2 separate regions of the Homo sapiens genome follow, and region 1 is linked to region 2. A link is a loop called in an ENCODE intact Hi-C map of the cell type or tissue named here. Cell type or tissue: CD4-positive, alpha-beta T cell. All regions are shown on one strand. Links, peaks and the distances in the headings refer to the core of each region. The heading gives the core; the rest is flanking DNA. Region 1 overlaps SPATA13 (spermatogenesis associated 13). Region 2 overlaps SPATA13 (spermatogenesis associated 13).

What was found. Hi-C counts contacts between places; a loop is a spot of excess contacts. Peaks named below come from ENCODE experiments on the same cell type or tissue, not always from the same donor. Only the 100,000 strongest peaks of a DNase experiment are listed, where the experiment ranks them.
Region 1: it touches region 2 in a loop (2.1-fold over the local background); 9 of 110 quality-filtered maps call a loop at or near these places.

Annotation. Positions count from the first base shown.
Region 1 is chr13:24,220,711-24,236,875 of GRCh38, forward strand. It overlaps SPATA13 (spermatogenesis associated 13), which reads left to right. Exons shown (of 13, transcript NM_001166271.3): 2 at 2,109-3,872. The coding sequence starts at 2,220. Among named protein-coding and RNA genes, the nearest start is that of SPATA13-AS1, 26 kb to the right of the region's middle. RefSeq lists enhancers at 381-675, 2,549-3,405, 3,110-3,219, 3,420-3,489, 4,264-5,120. In CD4-positive, alpha-beta T cell, for the core only: CTCF peaks have their summits at 8,298 (motif pointing left) and 8,500; a DNase peak (open chromatin) is centred at 8,311.
Region 2 is chr13:24,274,375-24,290,539 of GRCh38, forward strand. It overlaps SPATA13 (spermatogenesis associated 13), which reads left to right. Exons shown (of 13, transcript NM_001166271.3): 5 at 9,761-9,897; 6 at 11,840-12,019; 7 at 12,391-12,576; 8 at 14,625-14,804. Among named protein-coding and RNA genes, the nearest start is that of C1QTNF9, 27 kb to the right of the region's middle. RefSeq lists enhancers at 247-536, 837-896, 7,019-7,518 and a silencer at 6,606-6,685. In CD4-positive, alpha-beta T cell, for the core only: no CTCF peak of the experiment used is centred there; DNase peaks (open chromatin) are centred at 5,547 and 6,557; H3K27ac peaks cover 309 bases.

The DNA of each region.
Region 1 (16,165 bases), core at 6,130-11,129, 51 kb before region 2:
CTGATGAATGGAATTGGCTGATGGTCTAAGTCATCGTAGCCTCCCTTGTCCCGGGTGGAATCAACTCTTTGACCCTTTACCTATGGCTGTCTGTGGGAATCCCTTCTCACTGGAAATGATGTAGGGGCAAATAAAAATAGAACCCATCAAGAACATGGGGCGTAGGAGCAGAAGAGAGATGTTTCTGTTTGCATGGGGTCAGATTCTGCACTTGATAGGGATACGCTAAATTGGGATCTGATCTCAAGATCTTTAAAAAATGTCCTCCTCTTGTTCCTCTCTTGCCTTTGGCCTCTGTGGCCTTGGAGGTAATGGCATTGACTGATGTCTAAAGATTTTTGGGATTTATTTACAGTCAGGGTCGTGAGGCCCAGGAATTGGAGTCAGATGCCTGGGGTACAGATGCCCATTGTGCTTCTCTGTTCATTAGTTTACTGCAGTGGAGAAGAGTGTGGGCTTTGTGGGGACAGCTGCAGGACTCCCAGGCAAATGACCTAACCTGCCTGAGTATCCATCTGGTTGTCTGAAAAATGCAAGTCATTCTGTGACCTCTTAGGTTTCTGTGTGTACTCAGTGACGTTATGTTTTCCAAGACCTTAGGGCAGAGGCCTGACATATAGTAAGTACTTAAAAGTTGGTAGTCTTTTATGGTTATTATCATAATCTATCATTCATTCATCCAGTAACTATTTATTGAGAACGGGGGGCTGAGACATGTAGGCTATCACTTGAAGGCTAAGCAGGTCTTGGCCTGATGGGAAAGGTTAAGGGGGAGCAGGATTTTCATTTTTCAGGGGAGGGCCATGGACCCAGGTGTGGGGTTGAAGGGTTTGGACACAGATGTGCATGATGGGGAAAGCATGGACAAGATCTGAGGGGAAGGGATGGACACAGGTGTGTGGGGAAGGCATGGACACAGGTGTGTGGGAAAGTATGTATACAGGTGTGTGCAGTAAAGATATGGATACAGGTATTGGGGGAAGGTGTGGAAGTGGATGTGTGGGATGGGCATGGGTGCAGTAGTGTGTGGTTGTCAGGGCACGTGGGAAGAGGAAAAAGATGCCGAATTTGTTTAATTTGAATTCTTACCTCTGAATTTTTTTTTTTTTTTTTTTTGAGACGGAGTCTCACTCACTCTGTCGCCCAGTTTGGAGTGCAGTGGCGCAATCTTGGCTCACTGCAACTTCTGTCTCCCAGGTTCAAGCGATTCTCCTGCTTCAGCCTCCCGAGTAGCTAGGATTATAGGTGCACATCACCACGCCTGGCTAATTTTTGAATTTTTAGTAGAGATGAGGTTTCATGATATTGGCCAGGCTGGTCTCGAACGTCTGACCTCAGGTGATCCACGTGCCTCGGACTCCCAAAGTGTTAGGATTACAGGCGTGAGCCACTGCACCCAACCCTGAATTTCTAATATACTTCAGCAGCATCCTCACTTCTCTCTGCTGTATGGCCAGTTGGAAAAAGACCCCCACCAATGTGTTTCCTTCTCAGAGGCTGCCCTGGCATGTCCTTGCTGAGTCCTTCCCGCCTGTGTCTAGGTGGCCCTGTGAGGCTCTCAGTTAGTGTTTGGGCGTCTCAGCCCTCCTGGACAGGAGGCAGCTGCCAGCATGTGGGGCTCCATCTCTGCTCCTCATGCTTATTCCTGCGTGTGCCAGCACTTGGTTTGAGTATTCGGTATGTTGGATTCAACACAGGCTGCCATTTTAATGTCATGCTTTTGAAATCGTTGTGAGGTTTTCTTTTGGTATTTCCTAATTATTTTTTTTTCCATTTCAAATAAGAAGAAAAGATAGTGTTGAATGATACCTAGATATTTTCATTCCAGCGGTTTTTTTCCTAGTCTCACCTACACAGGTTCCAGTGAGCTCAGGAGTTTACCTTCATGTCCGTGGCACAGCCCATAATTACCCTTCTCTGTCCAGGGATGTATATTTGCATCTTTCCTTCAACTTATGAAGTGAATGGAGGGGAAATGTACAGTTTTAATTGAGTTTGAAGTAGCTTTCATCTGACCAGCCCTGTGCTGGAGCGTGCCTCTTCTTCTGTGAGCAGAGGGGCTACTGCGTGGGAAATGGCTAAACCGCCTGCTTTGTCTTTCACTGCAGCCCGTGGCCACCCAGGAGCCCGATGTGCAAGGCAGGTGTGAGTGCCAGGACGGCATTCCTGGAGATGAAGGCCTGGAGCTGCGGTCTGCGGACTCGGCAGTGCCCGTGGCCATGACCCAGGCTGCCGTGCGGCCCTGGGCACCCTGCCTGGAGAACATGACCACTGCCCCAAACGGCCTCGGGCCAGGCCCCGCAGCCCCCTGTGCAGGCTCGGACCTGAAAGACGCCAAGATGGTGACCTCCCTTGCGTGTGGAAATGGAGTCTGTGGCTGCAGCCCTGGTGGCGACACGGACACCCAGGAAGCCAAACTCAGCCCAGCCAAGCTTGTGCGCCTCTTTTCCACCAGTCGGAAGAGGACGGGTGCCCACCCCGAGCGGCCCCACTCCATGGTCCTGGTGGGGAACTCCTCCACATGGAACACCCTCGCCTCCTTCCGGAAAATGGGATCCTTTAAGAAACTGAAGTCCTCAGTCCTGAAAGGAATTCAGAGCCGAGAGGGGTCAAATGCCTGTTCAAAGGGAGAGGCTTCGGAGCATGGCCTGGGAAAGTCCATCCCAAATGGCGCTGTCCCAGGAGCCCAGGCAAGCAGGGGCTCCCCCTTAGCACCGGGACCAGCATGTGGTGCCCTCAGGCCAGCAGAGTGGGGCACATTGGATGGCTCCGACCTCGAGGACACGGACGATGCCTTCCAGCGGAGCACACACCGCTCCCGCAGCCTCCGCAGAGCCTACGGCCTGGGCCGCATCTGCCTGCTGGATGCGCCCCAGAACCATGCGACACCCACGATAGCCACTGGCCAGGTGCCCGCCGTGTGTGAGATTCTCGTGAGGGACCCTGAAAACAACAGCATGGGCTACAGGAGGAGCAAGAGCACGGACAATCTTGCCTTTCTGAAGAAGAGCTCCTTTAAGCGGAAGTCCACCTCCAATCTTGCAGACCTCAGGACGGCCCATGACGCACGGGTACCACAGAGGACCCTGAGCAGTTCCTCCACTGACTCCCAAAAGCTTGGGTCAGGAAGGACCAAACGCTGGAGGAGCCCGATAAGGGCCAAGGACTTTGACAGAGTCTTCAAACTTGTGAGCAATGTGACTGAGGCTGCCTGGAGGAGGGAGAGTCCTAGGAGTGGGGCCCCATCCCCTGGAGAGGCCAGCCTGAGACTTCAGGCACACAGCCGGCTGCATGACGACTACTCCCGCCGCGTCTCCAGGAGCACTGAGCAGGACAGCAGGCGGGGCGGGGCGGTCATGCATGGGACCACTGCAACCTGCACCGTGGCCCCCGGTTTCGGCTCAGCCACCTCTAAGGGGCCCCACCTAGACGCTGACACTGCCGTATTTCCTCTTGAAACCAAAAGTTCCTGGGCGGTGGAAAGCGACAGTTCCTGCACTTGCAGCTCTTTGCCAAGCCCGATTGTCCAGGATGTGTTGAGCAAAGACTCCTGTGACCCAAACGCTGGCAGCCAGTTGACATTTGACCCTGAGCAGCCTCCCACCCCTCTAAGGCCCACCACACCCAAGCCCCAGAGCCCTCAGAGCCCCCAGAGCCCCGGGGCAGGAAGTGCCAGCTGTCACAGCAATCACAGTGCCCTGTCCGCGAATTCAGAGGAAAGTGAAGGAAGGGCAGAAGAGCCTGCTCAGAGAGAGCCAGGGCCTGTGTCCTTGCAGGATCCCCTGGAAGCCACACATGGTGATGAGGGCAGCAAGGACCTTCTGGTGAACATTGGTGTGGCAGCCGGCCCAGAAGAAAAGGAGAAGGAGGAGGTAAGGGCAGCGGCGAGGTCCCTCATGTGGGCGACCCTCCTGCGGGAAGGGAGCTTGCACAGGTGTTGCCCTTGGTCCCTAACCTGTCAAGGTCAGTGGCCCTCTGCTGACCTTGTTGCCCTTACAGTATTAGTGGGAATGGGAGTTGTCAAGTTGCTGTTTACCAAGTTCAGAAGTAATCTCTATCTCCTTTGAAATAAATTGACAATGTACGAGATTCATTGAGATGACATTTGCCACACCTTTCATTCAAAAGATGTTTATTGAACATGTACCAGGTACTAGATTCTGGGGGAAAAAAATAAGTTGTAAACAAACTGTCTTCTGCTCCATGCAGCTCTGACTCATATCTTTCTTCTTTGTATTTTAAGCTGTTTCTGTAACCTTTCCCACAAAGTACATATAAGTGAAATTCTTTCTGTTAAGAGACTATTACCTGTCCTAATGTCACAGCACCTGTGGGTGTCACTTGACCAGCTGGAAACCTCTGTGGGCTGGCAGTGCCTCTGCTTGAGTTTTGCTCGTGCCCACTAGCCTCGTTCCACCCATTCTGCCCAGCAGGCTGCATTCGGCTTGCACTGCCAGCCCAGATCCCATGCCTGCCAAGGGCAAACCAGGAATGGAGCAGCGAGGGGTGTGTGAGTGAGTGAGCATGGAGTCCAGCCTCTGCACACAGCCAGGCATGTCAGCTGTTGCAGCAGGGCAGGCAGCTCCAGGTGCCGGCACAGGTGCTGGCTCCATGCAAGGCTGTGGCTGGACCAGATGCACTGTAGCTGGCTTCCGCTGCAGGCACCAGCGTGTGGACGAGGGGAACGTGGTGACGAGTGAAAGCTCAGAGATACCAGGAATCACAGAGCCCCAAAGAGGGTGTTACGGCCTGTCACAGCCTGGTTCTCATCTGGGCTCCCAGAAGGGCCACAGCTCTCTTCTTCTCATCACCTGCATTACAGCAAGCAGGGGGGCTTGTTTCTGGGAGTATGTTTCACCCCATTTGTGTTATATCTCCTTCAGTCCCACTGCCCCACTCCAGCATGCAGCTCTTGGGCTGGTCTAGCCCCACCACTGCTTCCTGTTGCATGTTGCAGCTGCCTGGTGCTGGTGGAAATTGGGAGGGTTATAGTGTTACAACTTTAGTTGAGGGAATCCCAAGGTTTGGGCCCCCAGAAGGGTTGCCACTCTTCACGCCTGCAGTCCAGGGGCATGTCACTGTCTGTAGCTCGGTGAGCTGGCCAGGAATTTGTTGCAGCCCCTTTAACTCCCACCTGCAGCTGGGCGAGCCATCCGGGAAAGTGTTACAGCTCCTTTCGCTCCCACCATTGGGCAGGTTCCACATCCAGGAAAAATGAAGTTACGTGGACAAACGGAGGGTGAGCAAGGCTGAGAAGAGCTTTATTGGGTGACTGAACAACTCTCAGCCCATAGGAGACCTGGAATGTGTTGCTCCTCTCTGCAGGCAGGTAGTCCCAATGAGTGGCGGAGTCTGGGGGTTTTTATAGGCTCAGAATGGAGGAAGTGCATGCTGATTGGTCCATGGGCAGGCCTGGAAAAAGCACCATTTGATTGGTTGAAAGGCATCAAGGAAGTTCTCACTCCAGGTCGCTGACTTCACACGAAATTGGCATCTGTGCCCTGAGGCTTCAGGCTGTCCCTGGCTTGAAGGTGGGGTTTCACTGCGGACCCGCCCCTTCCCACCTAGGTACCTGTCCACCTCCCACCACCATCACTAAGTCTGTTTAATTTCCTAGGAATGAATTAGGAACATGCAGTTTGGTACCTGTCGGCCTTTGAATGATGCTTGTTTAAAGAGATTTTTATGATGGGTTATTGTACTTATTTTAGAGTAGATCATAAGCACCTCATTAATTGACTAAGCTAATAGCTGTCAAGGTTACAACAGCAGTTTTTTTCATATTCTATCAAACATCTTTATAATTTTCACTTTATAAACACTGAGTAATATTACCTTACATAGCTGGAAGATGGGGAAATGCATTCATGTGTATATATTGCAGATTATTCTTCACATACATTTCTAGATTGATTTGCAGGTATAGATGGTGCTTGCCATAGAGAATAATCCCCTAGCAAATGCTCCTTCCCACCCATCCCTGGGGAGGACCTCAGTTTTGTCTTAGCACCTACAGATGAATGATTGCACAGCAAGTTTGCAGACTCAGAAGCCAGGACAGCCTCTGCACTGTCCATCTTGACCTTTGCTGTACAGACAGACCTGGTTAGTAGAACCTTTGTAGAAAGACCTAGAAAGTAGGACTATCGCAGAGTACTTTCAGATTGAGATTAGTCTCAAGGTCCCCTGGGCAGCCAGAGAAGTGAGACTGCATATTGTCTGTTACCTGAGGTTCCCGTGGAGAGCTCACCAGTTTGAGAGGTCTTGACTATTGAGAACCGTCTGCTCATTTGCATATTTGAGCCTGTGGAGCAGTTGTAAGGACACAGGAGTAGTTACCAGACTTAGGAAGGAGTTCCAGTTCTGTTGGCTCCTGTTTGTACAACTGACCAAACTTCACTAATTCCTGGGTGAGATGAAGGATGAAGGGTAACATTCCTTCCACTAAACACCCTACCTGCGCCACTCGTAGTTTGTAACCTCCCCTCCCTAAAAAAGGATTTGTATATGTCTGGAGGGTTTTTTTATGTTAAAGATTGGATTTTATTTTCTGCTTAACAGAATTATTTTTTTAAAAATCATTGAAATATTTTATTCCTGAGAACCTGTTAAGTGAATATATATGAACTAGTGTGTAGTTATTTGCCAGGGTGATTTTGACCATTTTATGGTTTTATATGTATATTTGCTATTGTTAGTTATATCAAATTTAATTTCTACCCACAAAAGATCACCAAAGATAGAAAGCAGAACAACAATTATATTGAAATTCAGTTTATTAAAGGTGCGTGCACATGTTGATAATTCTACGAATTTGCCTCCAGATATTCATCACATTTTTCAGTTGCAGTCATTTCTTCAAAATTCTTTTTTTTTTATTGAGACAGTCTCATTCAGTTACCCAGGCTGGAATGCAGTGGTGCGATCTTGGCTCACTGCAACCTTTGCCTCACAAGTTTAAGCAGTTCTCATGTCTCAGCCTCCCAAGTAGCTGAGATTACAAGCGTGTACTAACATGCCAGCTTAATTTTTGTATTTTTAGTAGAGACAGGGTTTTGCCGTGTTGGTCAGGTGGTCTCAAACTCCTGGCCTCAAGTGATTCGCCTACCTCAGCCTTCCAAAGTGCTAGGATTATAGGTGTGAGCCACCACGCCCGGCCTCAGAATTCTTATATAGCACATCAGGCTTCCTCTTGTACTTTTGTTTTCTTGAGATGGAATTTCACTCACTCTGTCACCAGGCTGGAGTGCAATGGTGCATCCCAGCTCACTGCAACCTCTATCTCCCGGGTTCAAGCGATTCTTCCGCCTCAGCCTCCCGATTAGCTAGGATTACAGGCACCTGCCAGCATGCCCAGCTAATTTTTTGTAAAAATAGGGTTTCTCCCCTCTTGTACTCTTTTTTTTTTTTTTTTTTTTTTTGAGACGGAGTCTAACTGTGTCGCCTAGGCTGGAGTGCAGTGGCGTAATCTCGGCTCACTGCAAGCTCCACCTCCCGGGTTCACGCCATTCTCCTGCCTCAGCCTCCTGAGTAGCTGGGACTACAGGCACCTGCCACCATGCCCGGCTCATGTTTTCTATTTTTTTAGTAGAGACGGAGTTTTACCATGTTAGCCAGGATGGTGTCGATCTCCTGACCTCGTGATCTGCCTGCCTCAGCTTCCCAAAGTGCTGGGATTACAGGCGTGAGCCACCGCGCCGAGCCTGTACTCTTAACATATATGTCAAAAAGAGAAAATATAGTTATGGCTTTACCCATAACTTATACATTGCATCTTATACACTGGGAATGTTCGGTGTTACTTGTAGAGAAGTGCTTGTGAAGTAGAACCTGAAACCTTTTTTATTTTGGCTTTGGGAAACAAAATACAAACTAAGGGAAACAAACAGGAAAAGGGTGACACGCAAGGATTCCAGCCTTCATGAGTTAAAAGCAATTTTTGTCTATTTTGTAGCATTACAAAATTAAATTTCAGTCTTTACTATTTTTCAATATACAGTTTTTTTATTCAGCTCATTAACAGTAAGGTTCTACTTACAGGATTAAAGCAAATTTAAACTTATTGTTGAATATGAAAAGTTGTAATCAACATATATTATGGTGTTATTTAAAATAAATATTATAATGTACTTTCAATAGGGAGAATAATTTTTATTTAGAATCACTTATTTATATCATACTGTCCTAAAAATAACAAAATAATCGTTGAAAAATTTTAAGCAGTCTAACAAGATTGTGTATTGCTGTGAAAAAGAGCTGGGAAAATGTCCTGCCGCTTTAATTTACAAAGCATGCCATGCTCCTGCCACCTAGTGGTAAGCTTTAAGAGCAGTGGTTTGTTGAACAAGTACTTAAGCTTGTGACCTGTTTTAAGTTACAGGTTGCATTTACTTGTTGACAGTGCTGTCTGTTGCCTTATGGAGGTGTTGCCTAGGAGTCTGGAGCATTCATGCTGCTTCTCCTACCAGCTCACAAGGAGAAACCCCCTCTTTAGTGAGTGGAAACTCAGGCAGCAGAGTCAGTGGTTCAGGTAGTGCTAAATATGCCATGGAAAAAACTCTTAAATGATGACAACCAATTGGACCCCTCTCCAGGGAGCTATGGTAAGCTGCAGTCTCTTGGCACATGTTTCTAGTTGAGTTGGGACCCTGGCTCTATTATTAAAAGATCCCTGGCAACCGGGGCAAACTGTTGAACTTCTCCTGCCGTGGGTCTTCTCAAGGGTAGGATATGGAGTAACTTCATCTGCCCCTGGGGATGGTAAGAGCCAGTGAAATTATGGATGTCAAACACTTAGCCCGCCCTTTGACACTGACTGCCCACTGTGTGGTTATCACTGTTTAGATGATTTTTCCATCCTAGATTGACATGGCTTTTTAAGACAGGGACGTTAAGGTCGGTTCTTTCCAGAACTCTTTTTCAATATAACACTGTTACAGTCTTACAGGGGATGGAGAAGTTCTTCAAACAGTTAGTTTGACATCATGCTACTTAAAAAAAAAGCATAAGAGTTAAGTTCCTGCATAATCCAACATTTATATTTTCATGAAACCATGTCCCCAACCAAATTTGTTGAACACATGTCAGATACAAGAGACCAGTTAGGTATGACTCTATAGGGAATGTGGTGATGCCAATGAAGTTGTACCTGTGCCCAGATACACTTAAAACATAGGAGAACTTGATGGATTCAATTCCATAAAAGTGGTAAAAGCAAAATGCTATGGGTTTCAGAGGACTTGCAGTTCTCACCCATGTACCAAATCAAGGAAGGCTTCATAAGGGTGACTGAATCTGATTTGAAGAAGGAGGATTTCTACAGATGGTTATGGAGAGGACAGGGGCATTTCAGTGAGGTGTAGAGTAGGTTGGGCATGTGTGCAGAGATATTCTGTGATTGGAGAGAACAGGAAGTAATGTAATTTGGTTTGATATAGAGGAATAATCCAAGTTAAGATGGAATCATTAAGCAGAAGTCAAACAGTGCATAAGGAATTGTCATGTACCTCACCACTCAACACCTGCTATGTGAACAGAAGGGGTTGAAACAAAAAGAAGCTGTCTGTACTCTCATGGGTTCAGAGCCTAGCTGGTGAGAGGAATGTGTGCAGGTCATTATGATGTAGTGGTAAGGGCTCCTCATGAGAATGCAGTAAGTGCCGCAGGAGCCCCAAAGGCGGCAGAATGAAGAACTCTGGCTGGAAAGTGGCAGAATTGGGGAGGGACAGTGGAGTGGGGTCTTTAGTGCCCCGGGCGGCGGTTGCAGAAGGGCACTGGACTTCCAGGCTGGCGGGAAGAGTGTAGAACAGGAGGCAGATGCCCACATCTGAGCTCAGCTCTGCTGCTTACCAGTTCTCGACCTTTGCTAAACCTCATTTTCCTTGCCTGTAAACTGTGGGTGATAAGTGTCCCGACCACATAGGATCGTTGTGCAGATTAGCTGAGGTGATGTGTGGACTTAACATGGGGCTTTGTATATAAGTTTCTAGCAAAGTGATGCATCTATTGTGCTCAGGGAGCTGCAGACGGCTTGCAGAACTTCTGTACAGGGTGGCTGGGTGGAGAGGAGGGAGATCAGGTTAAGCAGTTAGGTCTGGACATCATTAGGAAGGGCCTCGCTTACAGCTGTGAATTTGGACTTTACTCTGTAAGTGGTGGAAAGTCAGTGACATTGTCAGGGCAGGGACTCAGAGGGACATTCCGTGGCTGGGGTTGATCAGACCAGCTCTGTAGAGAGGTCTAATTTGCATAACATCAACTCACCGGTTGTAGGTATGCAGTTTGATGATTTTTGGGAAATGTAGTGTGTGCAGCCACTACCACCGTCCAGCTAAAGAACACTTGGCTCCCCCCAGAAGGCTTCCCCACGCCTTTTACCAATCCCTGTTCCCACCCAAGACTAGGCCACAGCTGATGGGCTTTGTGTCTACACCTTTTATTAAGCGAACAATTCAGTGATTTTTATATGTTTATGGAGCTCTGCAGCCATCACCACAGACTAATTTTAGCACGTTTTCACCACCCCAGAAAGAAGCCTCGCGCCATTTGCAGTCACTTTCTGTTCCTAGCCCCAGCCTCAGAGCTATTTTTTGTGTCTATTATTTTACTTTTCTGGACATTTCATAGAAATGGAATCCTGTAATACGTGGTCTTTTGTGACTGGCTTCTTTCACTGAGCAAAACCTTGTTTTCAAGGTTTGTCCATAGAGCATGATCAGTGCTTCCTTCCTTGTTAAGGCTGCGTAATATTTCAGTGCATGGCTATCTATACCGCACTTTGTTATCTGTTCATCTGTTGATGGAGATGGGTTGTTTCTGCCTTTTTGCTATTATGAGTAATGCTGCTATGAATACTTACATACAAGTCCTTGGGTGGAAATATGCTTCCTTTCTCTTGGGTGGATACCTAGGGGTGGAATTGCTAGGTCTTGTGACATTTCTATGTTTAATTATTCGAGGAGCTGCCAAGCTGCTTTCCAAAATGGCTGTACCATTTTAGATTCTCACCAGCATTGTATAAGGGTTCCAATTTCTCCTCATCCTTGCCAGGACTTGGTATTGTCAGTATTCTGGACTCTAGCTATTCCAGCGGGTGTAGAGTGGTATTTCATTTTGGCTTTAATTAGTATTTCCCTAATGACTAATGATGTTGAACGTCGTTTCATGTGGTTATTAGCCATTCAAGTGATCTGATTTAGTGAAGTGCCGATTCAGATCTTTTGCTCATCATTTCATTGCATTCTTTGTCATCCTTTTATTGAGCAGTTAAGGTTTCTTTATATTTCCTGGCCACCTGTCCTTTATCAGATAATATGATTATTCAGGGTTCTCCAGAGGACGAGAACCAATAGGATACATATGAAAATCGGCTGGTGTGATTAAGGCCAAGTACCAAGATCTGCCATCTGCAGCCTGGAGAACCAGGAAGCCAGATGTGTAGTTCAGCGTGAGCCTGGAAGCCTGAGGACAAGGTGATGGGGTGGAGTGCTGGTGTAAGTCATGGAGTCCGAAGGCCCAAGAACCAGGAGCTTCAGTGTTCCTGGGCAGGAGAAGGTGGATGTCTGCCAGGAGAGGAGGGGAATCCTGGACTTTTGTCCTATTTGACACCTCAAGGGATTGCAGATGCCTGCCCACATCCTTGAGGGCAAGTCTTCTTTACTTTACTGATTACTGATTCCAATGCCAGTCTTTTCTGGAAACACCCTCACAAACGCACCCAGAAATAATGCTTTATCAGCCTTCTGGGGATTCTTTCACCCAATCAAGTTGACACATCAAATTAATAGGAATTACAAATATTTTCTCACAGTCTGGCTTGTCTTTTAAATTTTTTAATATTTTTCTTTTTTGAGACAGGGTCTCACTCTCTTGCCCAGGCTGGAGTACAATGGTGCAATCACAGCTTACTGCAGCCTCAACCTCCCAAGGTCAAGCAATCCTCCTGCCTCAGCACCACCCCCACCCAGTAGCTGGGACTACAGACACACAGCACCACACCTGGTTACTTTTTGTATTTTTTGTAGAGGTGGGGTTTTGCCATGCTCCCCAGGCTGGTCTCGAGCTCCTGAGCTCAAGTGGTCTGCCTGCCTCGGCCTCCCGGAGTGCTGAGATTACAGGCATGAGCCACCACTCTCAGCCCAGTTTTATAATATTTTTTAAAGAGTCAAAATTCTTAGTTTTGATGAAAATACAGTTACCAAATTTTTGTAGTTTTCTGTAGATCTGAGAACTCTAAGATTACAAAGATTTTCTTCTGTGTTATTTTCTGGAAGTTTTATCATTTTAGCTCTTACATTTAGGTATATGCCCCATGTTTAGTTGTTTTTGTGTGTAATATGAAGGTTCATTTTTTAATATATGAACATCTGTTTATCCAGCCTCCATTTATTCAGCCGCCTATGGTTTTTGTACTGCAGAGAATGTAAGTTTCCATATTCCTCTGGGTTCTCATTCATTTTTTTTCTGACAAAAACATTACAGAATTTGAATCACAAAAATTAGAGTTAGAAAGATAATTTTTAAATATAATATTATGTGTGCTTTCAAAAAATGTTTTTCTAATGAATTGAACATGTTGTTGCAGGGACATTTGCCCTGATATGACAGTTAGTGTTTTATGATATTTCCTAAATAGTATGCTTGGGGTAGACATGCAACAGATATCTTCTCTTACAGAGGGCTTTTTAATGTGATCTGAAGAGAATTAATGTGCCTTCTATGAGTCATCTTTGTGCTAGTTTATGTTCAGTTTCTCCTAGAATGTTTTTAGCTTGTTTTTGTTTCTTTTCCTTTTGCTGGAGAAAAATGTGAAAAAGGATCTATTCCAGAAATACTAAATCATAGAAATTCACATCATGAGTCTAAATGTGAAAGTAGCTTTTTACTTTAACAATGGAATCATTTTCTAAGTCAGTTTAAAAAAAAAAGTTTCCATTTGCTCTGAAAAGGTTTATGCTCATTATTACCTAATTCTTTTTCAACGGAAAGTTTCAAAGTATTTCTGAAAGGGTGCTCAACATTTGAGTCAGGCATTTCAGTACAGACTAGTTAAACCGGCAAATTATGTACTTGTGAAGTTCTAGCCAGAGTGAGGACCCCCTGGGATGCAAGCCAAAGCTGCGGAATCCCGAGTCTCCTCCAGCACTGCTGACAGGCTACAGAACTTTATACACTTAAACACACACACACACACACACACACACACACACACACACACACTGATAAGATTATTTCTACAAATGCAGAATCTAAATAAAATTATCGTATACCTGTAGTTTTGAACTTTCCAGTGGCTCATTTCTAGAATAGTTTCTCTAGTGAGATACCATTAAATAGGATTTTCTCATTAAAAATAAGGGGGGAGGTAGATGGAATCATACCCCTATACCTGCACAAGAGACTAAATGCCAACTCTTATAGAAATTACCACAGTAACCATTTGTAATCAACTTGTCATGATGTACTGCATCTTATTAATGCTATGCATGTTAAGCTTCCTGAAGTTTAAGAAATGATAGGAAGCAATATCATAATATATTCTTCAGTGTTTTCTTATTTTATCTTAATTAGCACCTCATTTTAATTTGTGGATAGGAGGGCATAATTAGACCTTAGTGAAGTACTAAATACAGAAAGGTACACTTCCATATTCTTCAGAGGGGGAATTTTAGCTTGATGACTAAGAAACTGATTTCAGTATACGTTTTTCTCCTCTTCTATATTTCTCTTCTTGAACTTCTCTATAACAATTAAGATCAAAGGCCACCCAGGGTGGAATTGCTTTCAACCCGGCTTGGTGACACCGATTGATTTGGCTGTGTCTGCCATGATGGTGATGATTAGAAGGAATGCCGTACGTTTTGTTGGTGGGGGCCAGAGTACACATTGCCAGAAGTCACTATATAAATAACATTACCTGTTTCTTCTACTTCTGACAGTCTGGGGACAAAACCACCACTTGCAGTGCTCTGGGGCAGACTTCAGGGAGTCAACTGGTGCAGGAATAGAGAGAGGGGCCCTGTGGATTGGAGAGGATATAGCACTCACAGCTGCTTGCTGCCCTGCACTGATCTAGTAACTTTCTAGGATACCAGGATCCATATGGCTGCCAGCCAGCCATTCCCAATTTGAGTGGTCAGGAAGCTGGATGGTGTAAGGTAGTTGGGCCTTGTTCTGCTGAGTTCTGTCCTAGTTTTATTGCTAACTAGCAGTATGTTCTTAAGAAAGACACTTGACCTACTTAAGCCTCAACTTCTTAAAAAATTGGGATTATAGTACTGCCTGAATTAAATGAAATAATGCATGTATGGTACTTACCACAGTGCCTTGGAACATGGTAAATCGGGTTAATAGTAGCTTTTATAACAGAAATCATTGTTATGATTGAAATTATTTCCTTTGGTCAAACATTTCAGTACAGACCAGTTAAACTTTGCAAATTATGTACTTCTAAGTTATAGCCGGAGCAAAGACCTCGCCCTGAGTTACAAACCAAAGCTACAGATTCCTGAACCTCACCCAAAGCTACTGAATTAGAGTCCCTGAGGTTTAGACCCAGAAATTTGGACTATCAGCAATCAACTCGGGAAAATGACTTTTGTCAATGCAAACTTTGAGATTCGCTGTCCAGGCTGAGGCTCCTCTAGGTATAAAGTGTCCTGTACTTCTCCAGAATAGAGTGATTGAAGCCAGGGAGGCATGCCGGAAAGAGAGAAAGATTGCTTGTAAAAACTTTTCAAGCAAGAAATGGTGTGATAAAGAATTGGTCTGGCTGACGTGGTGGCTCATGCCTATAATCCCAGCACTTTGGGAGGTCAAGGCTGGAGGACCACTTGAGCTCAGGAGCTCGAGACCAGCCTGGACAGCATAGTGAGACCTTGTCTCTTAAAAAAAAATAAAAAGCCAGGTGTGGTGGTGCAAGCCTGTGGCCCCAGCTACTTAGGAAGCCAAGGTGGGAGGATTGCTGGAGCCTAGGAGATCGAGGCCACAGTGAGTTATGATTGCACCACTTCACTTCAGCCTGGCTGACAGAGTGAAACCCTGTCTTAAATAAAATAAAGAATTTGGTCTAAAATATGTTGAGCAGTGTAAGTCTAGCAATTGCTCCATCCACTACTGAGAACTAGAATTTTTACCAACTCATTTGGGATTTTAAAAAAGTAACTGTTTCTTGAAAATAAGAATATAAATAATAACAGCTCAAATTGATATGCCTTTTCAGTGGATGAAGTTCCATCATGCAACACTGTTGCATTCAGTTTTCACAGCCACTTGTGACATAGGTGATTTTTGTATTTGCTTTAACAGATGAGTAAACTGAGGCTTGGAAAAGTTCAAGGACTGTCACATAAGTAGTGAGGGGTGGGGTCGGGCCTGCAGCTGGGTTTCCAAATGGGGAAGGAGGCCTAGAATCAGCATCTGCTTTGGGATGTGGCTTGCAGACATGCTCACCATTTATTAGCCTCCTCATCTCTTGAGGAATCACTTAATCTTTCTTATCTGTAAAGTAGAATTAAATGCATCTACTTCAGAGAGTTTTTAAATTAAATGACATAAATGATATCTTCAACAACAACAAAAAACACAGCCCCATTTAAAAAATGGGCAGAGGACTTGAATAGACATTTCTCTAAAGAAGATATGCAGGTGAGCGGGTGGATCACCTGAGGTCAAGAGTTTGAGACCAGCCTGGACAACATGGTGAAACCTTGTCTCTACTAAAAATATAAAAAAAAATTAGCTGGGCGTGGTGGCACGCACCTGTAGTCCCAGCTACTCGGGGAGGCTGAGGCAGGAGAATCACTTGAACCCAGGCGGCGGAGGTTGCAGTGAGCCAATATTGCGCCACTGCACTCCAGCCTGGGTGACAGAGGGAGACTCCATCTCAAAAAAAAAAAAAAAAAAAGATATGCAAATGATAAAGTATATGAAAACATCTTCAGTGTCACTAATCATTAGGGAAATGCAAATTAAAACCATGGTGAGATACTACTTCACACCCATTAGAATGGCTACTATAAAAAAAATAACAAGTGTTCACAAAGATAGGGAGACATTGGAACCCTTGTGCATTGCTGGTGGGAAAATAAAATGATGGTACGGCTGCTGTGAAAAACAGTGTGCTGATTCCTCCAAAGTTAAACATAGAATTACTGTATGATCCAGC
Region 2 (16,165 bases), core at 3,934-8,933:
GACTCAGTGGCCCAGGGCAGGGGAGGATCTTTATTTTTCTAAACATTTTCCATGTGATTAGATGCCACAGGCCCTGGGTGTTTGGGAACCACTGAAGGGGGATGGACCCTGGAAATTGTGCATCATGTTTTGACGTTGTCAGTTCCTGTGACCCAGCTCTTTCCCTCTGTGTGCATCTCCGTGGCCTGAGCTCTTGGGGTTCACCCATAGTTTCAGCCCACAGAGCAGCAGCCCGTGACAGCTGCTCCCAGCTGTGAACACGAGCTGCCCGCCTGGGCTTGCCATTTCTGTTTTTAAGATGGGAAGTCAGAATGGCTTATCTCAACTCTGAGGAAGTCTGAGCCATCAGCAAGAGGTTTTCTCAAATACATGATTTTAGCAGATTATTTTAAGGGTGGGGGAATTTCCCTGAAGTCAAGGGAGGGGAAATTCCCCACCAAGGAGTGATGCTGGGTGGGAGATGCTGGTCGGGAACCAGCTGCTCATTAGCTAGGCAGTGTTGGAGAGTGCCTCATGAAAATAGCTAAATCTATGTCTCCTTGTTGTCAAGTGCCTGATGTTTAAGGGCTGTGTTAGATCTCACCTCCCTTTCATTTAACAGAACACCTCAACCTCCACCCTGTTATCACACCCTCACCAGGACTACCCTCCCCCACTTATCAGTCAGGGGCTTTTTTTTTCCTGATGTCTTCTCTAACTGTATTTGTAACAATCCTTCCAATTTAAAAAAATGACACCTCCTCTATGGCTACCACATTGTTCTCTGTAGTAGTTCCTAAAGCTAAAAGTGGCCAGGGCTGAAAATGGGGACTGGGGCATTCTACTCACTGACAGCTGCAGCCAGGAGGAAAGCAGAGAGGGGGAGGAAAATGAGACATTTGTGTAAGGGATGGACTGGGGAAGGACCAATGCAGCCCCAGGAATCAGGGGCCCCCAGAGGGCAGTGTTTCTAGGAGTGATGGTTAACCATGGTTATTGAACAAGAGCATTATAAATTCACTTTATTACATTTTTGGAATTGATAGTACTCTGTGGAACAGATGTGTTCTCTTGGAATTGTCCCCAGTCAGAGAGGCGCTGATGGTCAGCACGCAGTTTTGATGACCAAGGGTGTGCTCCTTCTACCTGACTGAAGCTGCGGGAAGTGTTGTAGAAAGAGCCTGCTCTGTCTGCTCTCATATTGATTGTATGTAGGCATTTGGGGTTTTAAAACTGATTTCAATTTGGAGCAGTCTTTGCTTCTTGTTTACAAGATCGTTTCCAAAAATGGCTTTTTGGGCAAGGTGCAGTGGCTCACGCCTGTAATCCCAGCACTTTGGGAAGCCAAGGCAGGTGGATCACCTGAGGTCAGGAGTTTGAGACCAGCCTGGCCAACATGGCGAAACCCCATCTCTACTAAAAATACAAAAATTAGCTGGATGTGATGGCACGCACCTGTAATCTCAGCTACTCGGTAGTCTTAGGCAGGAGAATCTCTGGAACCCTGGAGGCAAAGGCTGCAGTGAGCTGAGATCGCGCCACAGCACTCCAGCCTGGGCGACAGAGCAAGACCTTGTCCCTCACCCCTCCCCCAAAAAATGTTTTTTCCACACCAATTTTTTCAACAAAAGAAACTACGGTTGGTGAGAATGTGGAGAAATTGGAACTGTTGCGCACTGTTGGTGGGAATGTGAAATGATGCAGCCATGTGGAAAACAGTATGGAGAGTCCTCCAAAAATTAAAACTAGAACTACCATTTGATCAAGTATGCTAAAGAGTTGTAAGCAGGGTCTCAAAAAGATAGTAGCACATTACTCACAATAGCCAAGTAGTAAAAGGAGCCCAAATGTTCACCCACAAACAGGTAAACAGAATGTGGTGTGTATACTCACAATGGAATATTTTTGGTTTTTTCCTTTTTTAAAAATCAATGGAAGTGCTAACCAAACAATGGAATATTATATAGTGTTTAAAAAGAAGGAAGTTCTAACACTTGGTACACATGAATGGATGTCAAGGACATTATGCTTAGTGAAATGAACCAGCCATAAAAGGACATATACTGTATGATCCCATTCATATGAAGTATCTAAAGTAGTCAACATCATAGAAACAGAAAGTGGAAAGGTGGTTGCCAAGGAACAGGAGAGGAAGAAGAGGAAGTTGGTGTTTAATATGTGTGGCCGTTCTGCAAGATGAAAAAGTTCTGTCGTACAAGAGTGTGAATATACTTGACACTGCTGAACTGGAACTGTGTGCTTAAAAAGGGTTAAGATGGTAAAAGAAAGGAAGAAAGAAACAATAAAATTTACTTTTTAATTATTATAATACATTCATTTCTCCTGATTTTGGTGACATACATTTTGAGAATTTATAATAGCTTTACAGCGTCAAAATTCCCTTAGATAAGAAGTCATCATTATTAACTTTCATCTGTAGTTGAGGTTCAAAGCCTATTGAAGTTAGTGAGGAATGGAACATGTAGAGGTGAAGAAGGCAGCAGCACCGGCCTGTGGGTCTGGCCATTGTGAGGAACTCTGCCCAGCAGAGCTGGCATTGACACGCTGTGGACTACTACATCTAAGATTTTTCAGCTGAACTGCAAATTGCTATTTCCCCATCAGCAATTCGTAATTCAATTGAACAATGTCTACTGAGAGTATGTGACACTTTAAAAAGTGTTCAAGTAGAGTGGAGTCAGATTACAGAGAAGATATACCGTAAAAGAATTTTGTTATGAAGCAATAGACAACTCGCATGTCATTTCTTGTGACATCATAAAACCACTGTTTTAAGAAGTTCACCTTGGGCCGGGCGCGGTGGCTTACGCCTGTAATCCTAGCACTTTGGGAGGCCGAGGCGGGCGGATCACAAGGTCAGGAGATCGAGACCATCCTGGCTAACATGGTGAAACCACGTCTCTACTAAAAATACAAAAAATTAGCTGGGTGTGGTGGCGGGCGCCTGTAGTCCCAGCTACTCGGGAGGCTGAGGCAGGAGAATGGCGTGAACCTAGGAGGCGGAGCTTGCAGTGACCCGAGATCGCGCCATTGCACTCCAGCCTGGGCAACAGAGCAAGACTCCGTCTCAAAAAAAAAAAAAAAAAAAGAAGAAGTTCACCTTGGAAGTAATATATAGGATGGCTTGGGGAGGGAAACAGAGTCATGAAGACTGGCTGAGGGATTTTTCTAGCTAGAATCTCAGATGAGCACAGGGGTGGGAGTCAGAGAGACCTGGGTTCCTATCCTGGTTCGGACCCAGCCCCTGTATAGCCCTGATAAATGACTCAACTTCTTGGAACCTCAGTTTCCACATCAGCAATTTGCAGTTCAATTGGAAATCACATACTGAGTGCCTTCTGTATGCCAGGTACTATGCTAGGGGCTGGGAAGACAAAAATCAAACGTCTGTCCTTTCCTTTAAGTCTGTCCTGTCCTTTAAGATGGTAAGCGACCTAGACAGTAAGCGTGGGGAATCATAGAAAACCACCAGGCCTGGACGAAGCATCAAAGCATAGCACAAAGATTCTTCCTGTCTAGACATCAGACACTGAGAAATCCCACTCCATAAAACACACTTGAATTATGGGACAGGAACACAGGAGTCATTAACTTTAAGGGACTTTAAAATCGTGAAAGTAGTTAGGGTGGTGAAGGGAAAAGGATACAACCAGAAAATGGAATCAGGTCCTTGACAGGCCCCACTGGGAGCAGGGATTGGTAGTTGGAAGGAAGGGTTAGTGAGGGAACGGAGGGCAGGACATACGGCTGCTCTCCAGAATGGGAGCAAAACACACAGATTTGGATACTAACACTGTTTTTAATATCATTTTGTCTTATTACAAGTAACAGCTACTGCTGGAGGAGACAGTTCTGCCCAGTGGGTAAGAGTTAGATGGCCTGAGCCTGCTGCACACAGCTGTGTGTTATTGGGACTTGAGTTTCCTCATCTGCAAGTGGGGACAACTGACAGTACCTCCCATGTAGCATTGTCATGAGGATTATATGAGCCGGTTCATCTCCACAGCTTAAATCAGTGCCTAGCACATTATAGGCACCTGATAAAATAACATCTTGCAATTCTATTTTTAATTTTTTTTTAATTTATAGAGATGGGTCTTATTATGTTGCCCAGCTTGGTCCCAAACTCCTGGGCTCAAGGGATCCTCCTGCCTCAGTCTTCCAAAGTGCTGGGATTACAAGCATGAGCTACCACGCCCAGCCACATCTTGCAATTCTATACTGTTTTTCAATTTACAGGGTGCTTTCATGTATCATCATTCCACTTGAGGCTCAAAGCACACCAATAACAAGTACTTGTTCAGAATGTATAAACAACCCTGAGAGATGGGTTTTATCATCCACATTCAACAGGTGAAAAAACAAAGAAAGAAACTTGACCAAGGACTCATACTCAAAAAAGAAAAATATAGAAAAGAAAAAAAATGTGCATCGCTATCATTTGAAGGCAAGTTCATCTGACCCCAAAGCCTTGCATGAAGTCCACATGCTGTTTTTCTTTCCTTCCTTCCTTCCTTCCTTCCTTCCTTCCTTCCTTCCTTCCTTCCTTCCCTCTTTCCTTCCTTCCTTCCTTCCCTCCTTCCTTCCTTCCCTCCTTCCCTCCCTCCCTCCCTCCCTCCCTTCCTTCCTTCCTTCCCTGCCTCCCATGTATGCCAGGCAGGAACACAGTTAAGAATAAAGCAGACAAGAATTACTGCCTTTCTGGAGCTTACATTCTGGATAGTGAACAGAATACATTATAGACGGTGACAAATGCTATGGAGAAAACTAAACCAGGGGAGACAGTGGAGTGAGAGTGAGGGTTGTGGTTTTGAGTGGTATGGTGAAGGTGAGAGAGGGAGCCAGTGTGTGTGTACCTGGGGAGGGCTGTCAGGCACACGGAGCAGCGGCCCTGGGCAAGGAGTGCCTGCGGTCTTTGCAGCCAAGAGCCCATTGGTTGGAGAGGGGTGGGAGGCACAGTGTATCTGGGGAGAGGTCTCAAGAACTTTGGCTGTCTCCCCTGTGGATGATTCTGAGCAGAGGAGTGACACAATCCAGTCTAGGAATGGTTTGGCAGCATCGCTCTGGCAGCTATGGCCTGCCGGGGGCAGGGGTGGCAGCAGGGAGACCAGGAGGGGCTGCTGGAGGGAGCCCGAAGCTGGATGGGAACCCAGGCTTAAGTGGTGGGAGGGGACCCAGGCTTGAGTGGTGGCAGAGGGGTAAGAGGTAGCCAGATCCTGGACACTTTCAGGAACTTGAATCAGATCTGCCAGTGAGTGGGTCGTGGGATGTGAGAGGTGGAAGAATAACCTCTGAATAGATAAAACATACAGGCTAATGCCTGCTTTACAGATGGGAAAACTGAAGCTCAAAGAGCTGAAGTGACTTGCACCAAGGTCATTTAGTTAGGAAGTTAGTGAAGCAAGGACATTCACCCAGGAATTTTCACTCCAGGCTCCATGACTTTCCCTCGTCCATGTTTCAAGTCTCTTGCCCCTGGCCTCTGCCCCCCATCTCCTGGCCAGGACTGAGTCAGCCCACCCATGAGCGCTTCAAGCCATCTTGCTTCCGCAGTGTCGCTAACTACTAATCCATGATGTTGAAACAGTTGCTGTTGAAACCTCTCTTGTGATTAACCTCAGCCAGAGTTGTCTTTTTTCTTTACTTTTTTCTTTTGAGGCAAAGTCTTGCTCTGTTGCCCAGGCTGGAGTCTGGTGGTACAATCAGAGCTCATTGCAGACTGGAAATCCTAGGCTCAAGCCATCCTCCCACCTCAGCCTCCCAAGTAGCTGGGACTACAGGTGCGTACCACGACCCCGGGTAGAGCTGTTTTGCTAAGTGTTTATGAAGAACTCAGAGAGCAGTCAGTATTTCCAGTCCGTGTCTCTGTCCAGAGGTTTTTCTCCTGGTACCTCCTGTAAAGGTCTAACTTTTCAATAGACTCCTGTTAATTGTGAATTTATACATGATTACAACCAGCTTTTTTTCTTTCTTTACTGATTTTCACAGCAATAGCTAGATCATGGTAAAGAATTCTCCCTTGGAAAACACTGTTCAGTTCTTCGAGGAGAAAGCGTCATTTTTCAGAGCTGTGCTGTGGGTGGGAAGCCCCAATGCCTTTATTTTACTGAGATGCACTTTTTTTTTTTTTTTGGCTCAACCACGGTTTAAATTGATAAGGAAAAATGCTATTGGTACCAGACAGTGCCAGATCAGTGGTTGCTAAAATTGGAAGATTCCTGCTGCTTTAGGCATTAGACACCCAGACTTTGTGTATATGCTCCTCACCCAGGAGCATCAGGATATCTCGGCCAGTAAGCAGCACAGTTCTTGGGCCTCGTGGTCTGGGCAGCCGCTCCAGGGTTAGAGAAGGCCTTTGTCTTCAGTGTTGTTTCCCTTGGAGTCTAAAACACACTCATGCATGAAAAAAATGATGTGCTTCCTCAAGACATCCCCCAACCCACCCCCAAACTCACACACCAGCAAAGCATACTAGACTAGGTGACCTCCTGCTCTCCGACTGTACGCACCCTGGCCTAGCATAGGAAGCAGAAGTTACATTTAAAACGAAACAGTCACCATGCGTTGTTCAGGCTCCCGTGTTTCTCAGACAGCACATGTCTGGCTTTCTCAAGGCCTCCAGCCACACCCCCAGCCAGACAGACATGGGTACACACATGCATAGCTGGCTCCCTGCTGCCCACCCACCCGTGCTCCCAGGGTGCACTCCCTTCTCCTGAGGCGCCAGGCCCTGCCATGCCCCTGGCAACCGTCCCCTCTCCTTTAATGAGCAGGTAAGAAAGCTAGGGCCCAGAAGGCAAGACCAAGGCTGTGGAGCGCTTTCTTCTGCCTCTTGGCTTTGTGCTTAGGCCCGGGAATTTACTCCTCCCCCTCCAACCCCGTCTCTTGGTCTCTTAGACAGCTCACTTTCACTTTTTCCTCACAGACACAGGCCCTGACCTTTCCTGACCAAAACTGGGGATGGGCCCAGGCAGGGGAGTGGAGGTGGGTAGAGGGTGACTGGCACCATGCACTCAGAGCCTGGAACCCTGACTTTGTCCACACTGAGAGCTCTCCCCTGGCTTCCATTGTCAGCTGCTCCAAGGTTCCCTGGCTGTCGCGGTGTCCGGCGCACCTGTCTGGGTGGTTTCACGGCTGGGGCACAGGTGCGGACCCATGGGCCATGCCTCAATGTGGCGTGTGCTGTCATGGACGTAAGCAGCTGGTTCTCCTGGAATCACAGAAGGGTTCTGGAAAGGAGGTGATGGTGGCTGGGATGTCGGGGTTTCTCTGAGAGGGGCACCCCAGGCAGAGGGGGAAGCAACTGGAAAGCCAGAGCCCATGAGCAGACCCAGCTCAGTGGGCACCACTCACAGGTGCTGTGTCCAGAGCTCAGGCTTACAGGACTGGGGCTGCCAGGTGGGAGGTGGCCTGAGCACAGTCTGAGAGAGGGGCTGGGGCCGGGCTGGGAGAGGCGCCGCTGGCAGCACGTGCACACCTTCCTGCTTTCCCTCCGTCCTGCTTCAAGAGCTCCGTGCATCACCAGTGCATGAGCTTGAACTCCTCCTCATCATGACAGCCCTGTCTGTGCTTGGCAAGGAAGACCTAAAATGCTGGTGCATGAAATACTACTTCTGCAGTGTTGATTACCCCCATTATTGTGGATCTTTTTCCATGTTTATCATTGTTCTAGTGCCAGACTCCTGGGCTCTATTTACAGAATTGGTTGCTTGTGACAGCAGTGTGGCTGAAGTGATGAGGGGAGGGAAGGGAGGAGAGGCATAAGGGGAGCAGGAGGCTAAGCATGATGGTGGGGGGTGGGAGTCTGGGGCTGGACGTGTGTCTGCCGAGCACCTGGCACATGGCCAGTGCAGGTAAGATGAACTGTGCATAGAAAATGCAGGTTAGATTGATCCGAATATAAAACATCTCCCCAAGAAAGAACTCTTCAGTCAGAAACCAGACCCATCCTTTTCTAGTCAAGTAACTAGAAACGTGGATTTGCCAAGTCCTTGAGGAAAGCAAGCCCATGGAGCACCATCCCAGGGCGACCTTCAGCCAGCCCTCTGTCCTTGCTGGCACACCAGCTTCTCCCTCAGGCTTCTGCTTTTTGTTAAATCTCCAGGGAACTTGGAATTTTTCCAAAACATCCTTGACTGTATCTCTGTTGCTGCAGGCATGAGCTTGGCCTCCCAACATGGATCTCAGTTCCTGATGCCATTTCCTCGGGCAGCTCTTGTTGCTGCCCACTCCCACTAACCTGTGTTCTCCCCAGCTGGCTTCCCTGGCCCCAGGCTCTGCCCCAACAGCTCTTCCTCCACGTCGTAGCAAAGTCTGTCATTAGCCCAGCCCTCATCGTGCGGGACACCATCACCACAGTAGCACTCTCTGTGGAGTTCCAGCTACTTGTCAAGGATGCTAAAAGTTTCACCTGCATTCTGTGGCCTGATTCTTCAAAAAGAAGGACATGAAGCTCAGAGAAATGCAGTCACTTGATTTAGGTCCCATGCCCACAGAAGGGCAGGACCAGAATTCAGACGAGACTCTGTGACCCTAAAACCTCTTCTCTTTCTGTCATATGAGGGGACTCTACTTAGGTCCTGTGGCTTCCTTTCTCCAAACCCTGGAACAGCAGCCCAGGATGAACTCTAGCCTGTGAGACCCTTCTGTGTGCCCCCGATCTTTGCAGTCTTGTCTTTCATGAGATGTGCAGGGAGTCTGTGGAGCATGTGCTTCGAATCAAGCCACCTGTGATTTGCAATCGGGCCATCGCACTGTTCTGAGTCGCCTGCTCCTCTTCCAGGAAGCCTTTCCCTGACTGGGGAGGATCCCTTCCTCTTTAAAATCCTGCCACTTGCTTCAGACTCTCCCTATTATATTTCCACTTCCTGGCTGCAGTCATCAGAATTCGGGTTTTATTGCATCCCCTTAAAGACAAGGGTCATCTGTTGTATAGCTTTCTGTCCCCAGCACCTGACAGTCATTCCGTTGGAAAAAATACTGATAGATTGCTTCTTGGACTTTTGGCTAAGATCAAGTAGAGAAACAGTGATGGAGACATCCCTGAACTTGCACAGGAGGACTGAGGCCATGAGTCTGAAAGAAGAGACTGCTCAGTGACAGATTGTTGGCTTTGCCAAGGGTGGCTCATTTTCCCAAGAAAGAAAATCTGACTAGCAGGGTGGCCAATCTAAAAAGCTGCACCATCCTTAAAAGATCTTTCTCTCTCTTTTCTGGTAAAAGTACTATATAATTCCTCATTCTCATATTTTGAGTTCCAAGCCTTTCAAATATGTACAGAGAGTAAGAATGATGGCACTTTTCTACTCAAGACACTGTTGGGATGTACTGGTTTTAGTAATACTGTTGCCTTGCAGATAAAGGATGGAAGCAGAATATTGGATCATCTTTTTCATCTTTTTTACCTCCTCAGCTTTCCAGCACATTGCTTGGCAGCATTGTTATCTATATTTATGTTGTTAATATCCAGTTTGGAGCACAGACTTCCAACTAAATTACACATAATATCCTGATGGTCTTCACTCTGCAAATGGTATTGTGTTGGCAATACACTCTTTAACATTCCACCTCTCACTTAATGTCACACTTAACTGCAGCTCTTAACTTTGGAGTAATGTAGACATTTTCTAATAGTTTCTTATTCTGAGTAAGATGCAGATGATTACCTTCCCTTGGGAGTATGTTACCAAATTTTTTCATCATATGAAAAAATCTTGTTAGCTGTGTCTTTTAAATCATGCCTTTGTTTTGTATGTTTTAGTTTCTTCAGATGGAGGTACTGAGCCCTCTGCCTTAGTGGATGACAACGGTAGTGAGGAGGACTTCAGCTATGAAGACCTCTGCCAGGCCAGCCCTCGGTACCTGCAGCCCGGCGGGGAGCAGCTGGCCATCAATGAGGTACTGGAATTCCACACGACAGTAGTGGATACGGGATACCTGATTTTCAGGGTCCACAACCACTTCTGACTTTGTTCCCTAGTTCTTCTTTACTAAGCATGTCCGAAAACCTGGAACTCTGATTAAAACAACACTGTGATTCACTTTGGAAGGCCAAGGCAGGTGGATCATTAGTGGTCAAGAGTTTAAGACCCGCCTGGCCAACATAGTGAAACCCTGTCTCTACTAAAAATACAAAAAAATTAGGTAGGCATGATGGTGCGCACCTGTAAACCCAGCTACTTGGGAGGCTGAGGCAGGGAGAATTGCTTGAAGCTGGGAGGCGGAGGTTGCAGTGAGCTGAGAGCACACCACTGCACTCCAGCCTGGGCGACAGAGCGAGACTCCATCTCAAAAATAAAGAAAGAACAACACTGTGATTCTCTGACCTCGTCCAGGAAAATATATGGGATTAAGCTTTCTGGGTAGAGGCAGCTCGTCTTTTTAGGTAAGGAACAGCAGCTCCCCATCAGTGTTCGGCCAGTGCTTTCCACTTGATAAAGAATACCCTCCCCTCCACTATCTCATGTAATTCTCACAACTGATCTAAGAAGCGGACATTATGGTTATTATCCACATTTTCATCAACGCTCTAAGGAAAGATGTCTAATTACTGGCTGGCGAATGGCAGAGCTGGAGGCACCCATGTATTTCTCCCTCCAAATCTGGTGTTCCTTTGGCCACCCTGCAGCTTTAGCTTTTTTTTTAGGAAATCATTCTGGAAGATACCTCCAGCTTTTGGCATTCTTGAGCAGAACGTGTGGAGCATAACTCCTTAGTGAGTCAGCGTCTTTACTGAGATGGCCAGTGATGTGTATCGTTGGGCGCTAAGGAGATGGGCAAAATCACCTGCTCCCGTGGCCAGGGGATGGAGGAGCCACATCTGTTCCTGACTTTTTAATTGTTAACGATCTCAAGATCATGCTATGTTCTCTTCAATTGCTGTAAAGTGTAAAGTTAGATGCAAAACTTACTCGAATTGTGAATAAAGTATGAATGATCCACACTGGAGGGAGATGTGAGGGACTTCCAATAGCATATGTGCATAACTTTAGTAGGCTTGGCTCTGTGACATCTAGTACGGCTGCCAGAAACCATTTTTGGAGCAAATATTTCAGAATTCAAGTTTGCTAGATAACTGACCTGCTGCTAAGTGAGCAGCTAGTACTTTTTTAAAAAGGGGCCTGCCTGCCTGCCTGCCTTCCTCCCTCCCTCCCTCCCTTTTTTCTTGCATTTTGCTCTTGTTGCCCAGGCTGGAGTGCAGTGATGTAATCTCGGCTCACTGCACCTCCGCCTTCCAGGTTCAAGCAATTCTCCTGCCTCAGCCTCCCAAGTAGCTGGGATTACAGACATGTGCCACCACATCTGGCTTTTTTTTTTTTTTTTTTGAGACAGAGTTTTGCTCTTGTTCCCAGACTGGAGTGCAATGGCACGATCTCCGCTCACTGCAACCTCCACCACCTGAGTTCAAGTGATTCTCCAGCCTCAGCCTCCCGAGTAGCTGGGATTACAGGAGCCCACCACCACGCCTGGCTAATTTTTGTATTTTTAGTAGAGATGGGGTTTCACCATCTTGGTTGGGCTGGTCTTGAATTCTTGACCTCAGGTGATCCACCCGCCTTGGCCTCCCAAAGTGCTGGGATTACAGGTGTGAGTCACCACGCCCAGTTTAAGCGCTTTCTTTAAAAGCAGGTAGAGATGTCCTCCTGACTTTGTTTTTTCTTAGTCTGTTCTCCTGGGTTCTCTTTGTGTAACCAGTCACATAGTCAGTGTGGACCAAATGCCACCAGCATATCCAAGTGAGAGGATACCAGTGTCACCCTGAGAGAGTGCACCTAGTGGCTCCCTCACCATCCCGCCCACTCGTGCTCTATGCTGAGCGCACCCCACTGTCTCCTTTCAGCTGATCAGTGATGGCAACGTGGTCTGCGCAGAAGCCCTGTGGGACCATGTGACCATGGATGACCAGGAACTGGGCTTCAAAGCCGGGGATGTCATCCAGGTTCTGGAAGCCTCCAACAAGGACTGGTGGTGGGGCCGCAGTGAAGATAAGGAAGCCTGGTTCCCCGCGAGCTTCGTCAGAGTAAGTGTGGGGTGCTTGCAGCTTTTCCAAAGTACCTGGGGGAGCTGCAGGATCCTTTCAGGTCAGAACTCGCCTTTTATCAGGTCAGCTCTTTTGTAATTGATATCTGACATGCAAGTCACACCTGTAAGAAATTAGGCTGGGTCGGAGCAAAAATGTTAAAGGCAGGCAAGCGAGTTGCTCGGTGTTTCTCTGTGGTCCTCGTGCCTGCTGGCATAGCCGCAGCCCTGCTGAGGCCATGAGACTCAGGCGAGGGCCAGGCTGCCTTCCTAACAGGTCACAGGAAAGTAGGAACCTGGGAGGTCTCCTGCCTCTGCTCCATGCTGCCCTCCCCTGCCCCAAGTCACCTGTCCCCTGTATGTGGGTTGCAGTTGCGAGTGAATCAGGAAGAGCTGTCGGAAAACTCCAGCAGCACCCCCAGTGAGGAGCAGGACGAGGAGGCCAGCCAGAGCCGCCACAGACACTGTGAGAACAAGCAGCAGATGCGGACCAACGTCATCCGGGAGATCATGGACACCGAGCGGGTGTACATCAAACACCTCAGGGACATCTGTGAGGTGGGACGCCAGGCTGGGACCTCACTGAGGGTCACAGTATGAGGCTGCATGAGGTGCCTGGGCTTTCTCCCCACCTCCACCCCCCGCCCCCCCATCAGGCTCCCACATGTATGCTCATTTCTCCGCCTCTGCTGTCTGCACTGCTAAGTCTGAGTGCTGCGGCTGTCCTAGCTGTTGGTGGAGGTTTTTTAGAGTCAGGGTCTCTTTTCAGAGACAAGGCTTTTCTTAGAGATAGGGTCTTGCTCTGTCATGCAGACTGGAGTACAGTGGCGTGGTCATAGCTCACTGCAGCCTCAAACTCCTGGGCTTTAAGCAGTCCTCCCTCCTCAGCCCCCCGAGTAGCTAGGGCTACAGGCATGCATCACCACACCCAGCTAATTTTCTAAATTTTATATAGAGATAGGGTCTCACTGCGTTGCCGAGGCTGGTCACGAACTCATGGACTGAAGCACTTTTCCTGCCTTGATTTCTCAAAGTGCTGGGATTAGAGGCGTGAGCCAGTGTGCCCGGCCCCTCTCTTAAGTGCACTCTGCAACTATCTCTATCAGGACCTAATTCCTGAGATTATTTGAAAAGAATGGCTTTCATAGAAGGCAACACCCTCACTTGATTTTACAAAGAGTCAAAGGTTTGTCACTATCTGCAACCCCGCTGCATCTAATCACCAACTGACAGATGAGATCCTGAGTCATTTAGACACAGATGGGAAAAAATGCTGGTTTTATATTGGTCATATGAAAGGCTATATTCTATTGTCATGCTATTCTACTTGGCAACAAATTTTATTTTATAGTTTTATCCTGATTTCAGAGAACTTGTCATTAGTAGAGGTGCACCTGAAAGGTTTTGTCTTCCTGTGGTATTTTGTGCTTCTATGGATTGTGTACGAGCATCACACTACACTGCTGTTCGCCCTGTCTGCTCATTACGGCTCTCCTAGCTGTAAATGCTGATATCTGCACTATCAGTTCAACGCTGACCATTCAGTGCTGAAGACAGGTTGAAGTCAGAGAACTGCCCGTTCTCTAATCGGATTAGCCAGCTGTGTGGACATGCCAGTGTTTAGCTTCTTTGTGCCAGCCATCTCGTTCTGTATGAGTGTGTGGCGAAAGAAGCAGGTCTGCAGTGCCATTTAGGGAAATAAGAGGAAGTGCCCATGATTATTGAGCATTGACTGTTTGTCACCCCTCACCTGGATTAACTCAGCTACCACAGCATTCCCCCTGAGCAGGTCCTGTTAGCCCCCATTGCAGATGGGGAAACAAAGGCACAGAGAAGTTAAGTGGTGGGATTGGATTTAAACCCAGGCAGTCTGCCCCAGAACCTATCCTTTTCTGAACTATTACATTATATTGTTTTCCTGTTAAAATTCATACCAAGTAGTCATTGGTATGTGTTTTACTCCATGGTCAGTTTATTCTACTGAATGTCATGATAACTCTTTTTGAGTTAGCTGTTACATGTATGTACAGCCTTTTCTTCTTATCCCACTAGCTCCTACCTAAGCCATAGTATAGCCATGGTGTTGCACATAGATAATTAGTGCAAGCCTCAGATTAAAGACCCACAGATTGATGCTGTCCATAGAAAGGCGGTGCTGGTGGAATCCTTGGGTAAGAGGAATCCTTGCCCTGATGAACAGTGCACAGAGCTGCATGGGCTATTCAGCAAGCAGTGACATTCTGCATTTGACAAGTCTCCTGGGCTGTGAAATGGAATTAGGGTTGGGAGAATGATTACCTGAAGAGTTTGGAAAAACACGTGACGACACCAATTTTTGAGCTCTGGTATTTGAAACTTGTTTCTGGAAACATTATATGGTTTATTGGATCCTAAATCCAACCGCATGAGCCTTTTTGCTTTCTTTTTATTTTAAAACACCTATGGCAAATTGCAGTCATGGAAGTACGATGACCTCATCAGAGACTCATAGAGTCTTTTTAATTAAAATTCATTCCAAGTTCATGGCTTTAGGCCTACAAAAGCTGTACTATTCAAATAATTTATTTGGATTTCCAAATAAAAAGTATTACTTCTGTATTTTGCAGGGCTATATCCGACAGTGCCGCAAGCACACAGGAATGTTCACCGTTGCGCAGCTAGCCACTATTTTTGGAAACATTGAAGATATTTACAAATTCCAAAGAAAGTTTCTGAAAGACCTTGAGAAACAGTACAACAAAGAGGAACCTCACTTAAGTGAAATAGGATCTTGCTTTCTTCAAAATGTGCGTCACCCTTTACTTCATTATTAATAACATCTGCTTACATAATTTTGAAGTGCATCTCCACAGAAAACAGGAGTCTCTTTTGTTTTATTGTTTGTTTGCTAGATGAATCTTCCATAGAAAGGAGATGTTTCTTCTATCTTATATGCTTATCATATAAACAAAATCTGTATAGTTAATCTTGTCTAAATGTCCCAAATTCATTTTTTCAAAATCCTTTTATGTAGTCTGGAATTAGGGGGTTACATTTGGAGTAATTACTTTTTAAAAATTTCTAAGGGTTATGCCATAAGAACTATGGAGTCCTTCCTAATAATATCCAGGAAGTGTCTATTACATTTCAGGCACTGTTTCCAGGGTTTTCTTATATTAGCTTGTGTATTGCTATGAGGTAGATATGATTATCTCTCACTTTCTAGATGAGGAAACTAAGGCCCAGAGAGTAAGTAACCCAAGACCACATACCAGTAAGAGGCATCTGTGAAGGCAGACCCGGGCATGCGGCTCCAGGACGCATGGTTGTGATACTGTAACTGCCTCAGAACCTTCCTGTGATAACATGCATTTATCATTTTTTAACTTATGATTGACTATTACTACTTAACCGCTAAAGGATTTCAGAGGAAGATTTTAGTCCCAGCCCAAATAGCTAGGGAACAGTAAGAGTAATAATAATAACAATGACAGCCTCACCACACCTTCACTTCCTGGGTGCTGGGCTCAGTAGCTGTCTAGAGTCCTCTGGGGCAGATAGATTTTAAGTGGCTGGGCATAATGTTTTTGTGTTAAGTTAGTCAGCTGGAGGCTGGGCCCCATGTGTGACGTGGGCATATCTGGGACATTGTCACAGGCCTCCTTGTGTGGCCTGTGCAGAAGGTTCCTGCAGGAGCCAGCTTAGGACAGGCTGGAGGCCAGGTGGTGGCATGAGGAAGGTAAGTCTCACAGTGAGGACAGGGGAGTACTGCTGCCACCAGGGAAGGGGTCTTGGCGGGCCCAGCCAGGGTGACGGCAGAGAATTGGGAAGAGAGGTATGTTGAAATGGGCATTTTTGAGGAAAACCTGACAAGACTAGTTGTAAACCACAAAGAATAAGCAACGATTAAAACTGCATACATGGTTTTCAGCGAGTTGAAAAAATTTGTGGGAGGGGGACGTTAGAGGCCCTGCTCCCCACCTTCCAGGATGAGCGTGAGGCAGGCTAGAAAGAGACCAGGGTGCTGAGTTCCAGGGCAGCCTCATCCCCAACCCCCTCAGGAGCCTGCTGAAGCACCCCTTCTCGCCGGCCAGATAACGCTTGCGGAAACCATGGCAGGGCAGCTTGGGTGCCAGCGGATTTCATGCCCTGTCCTTCTTGCAGTAGT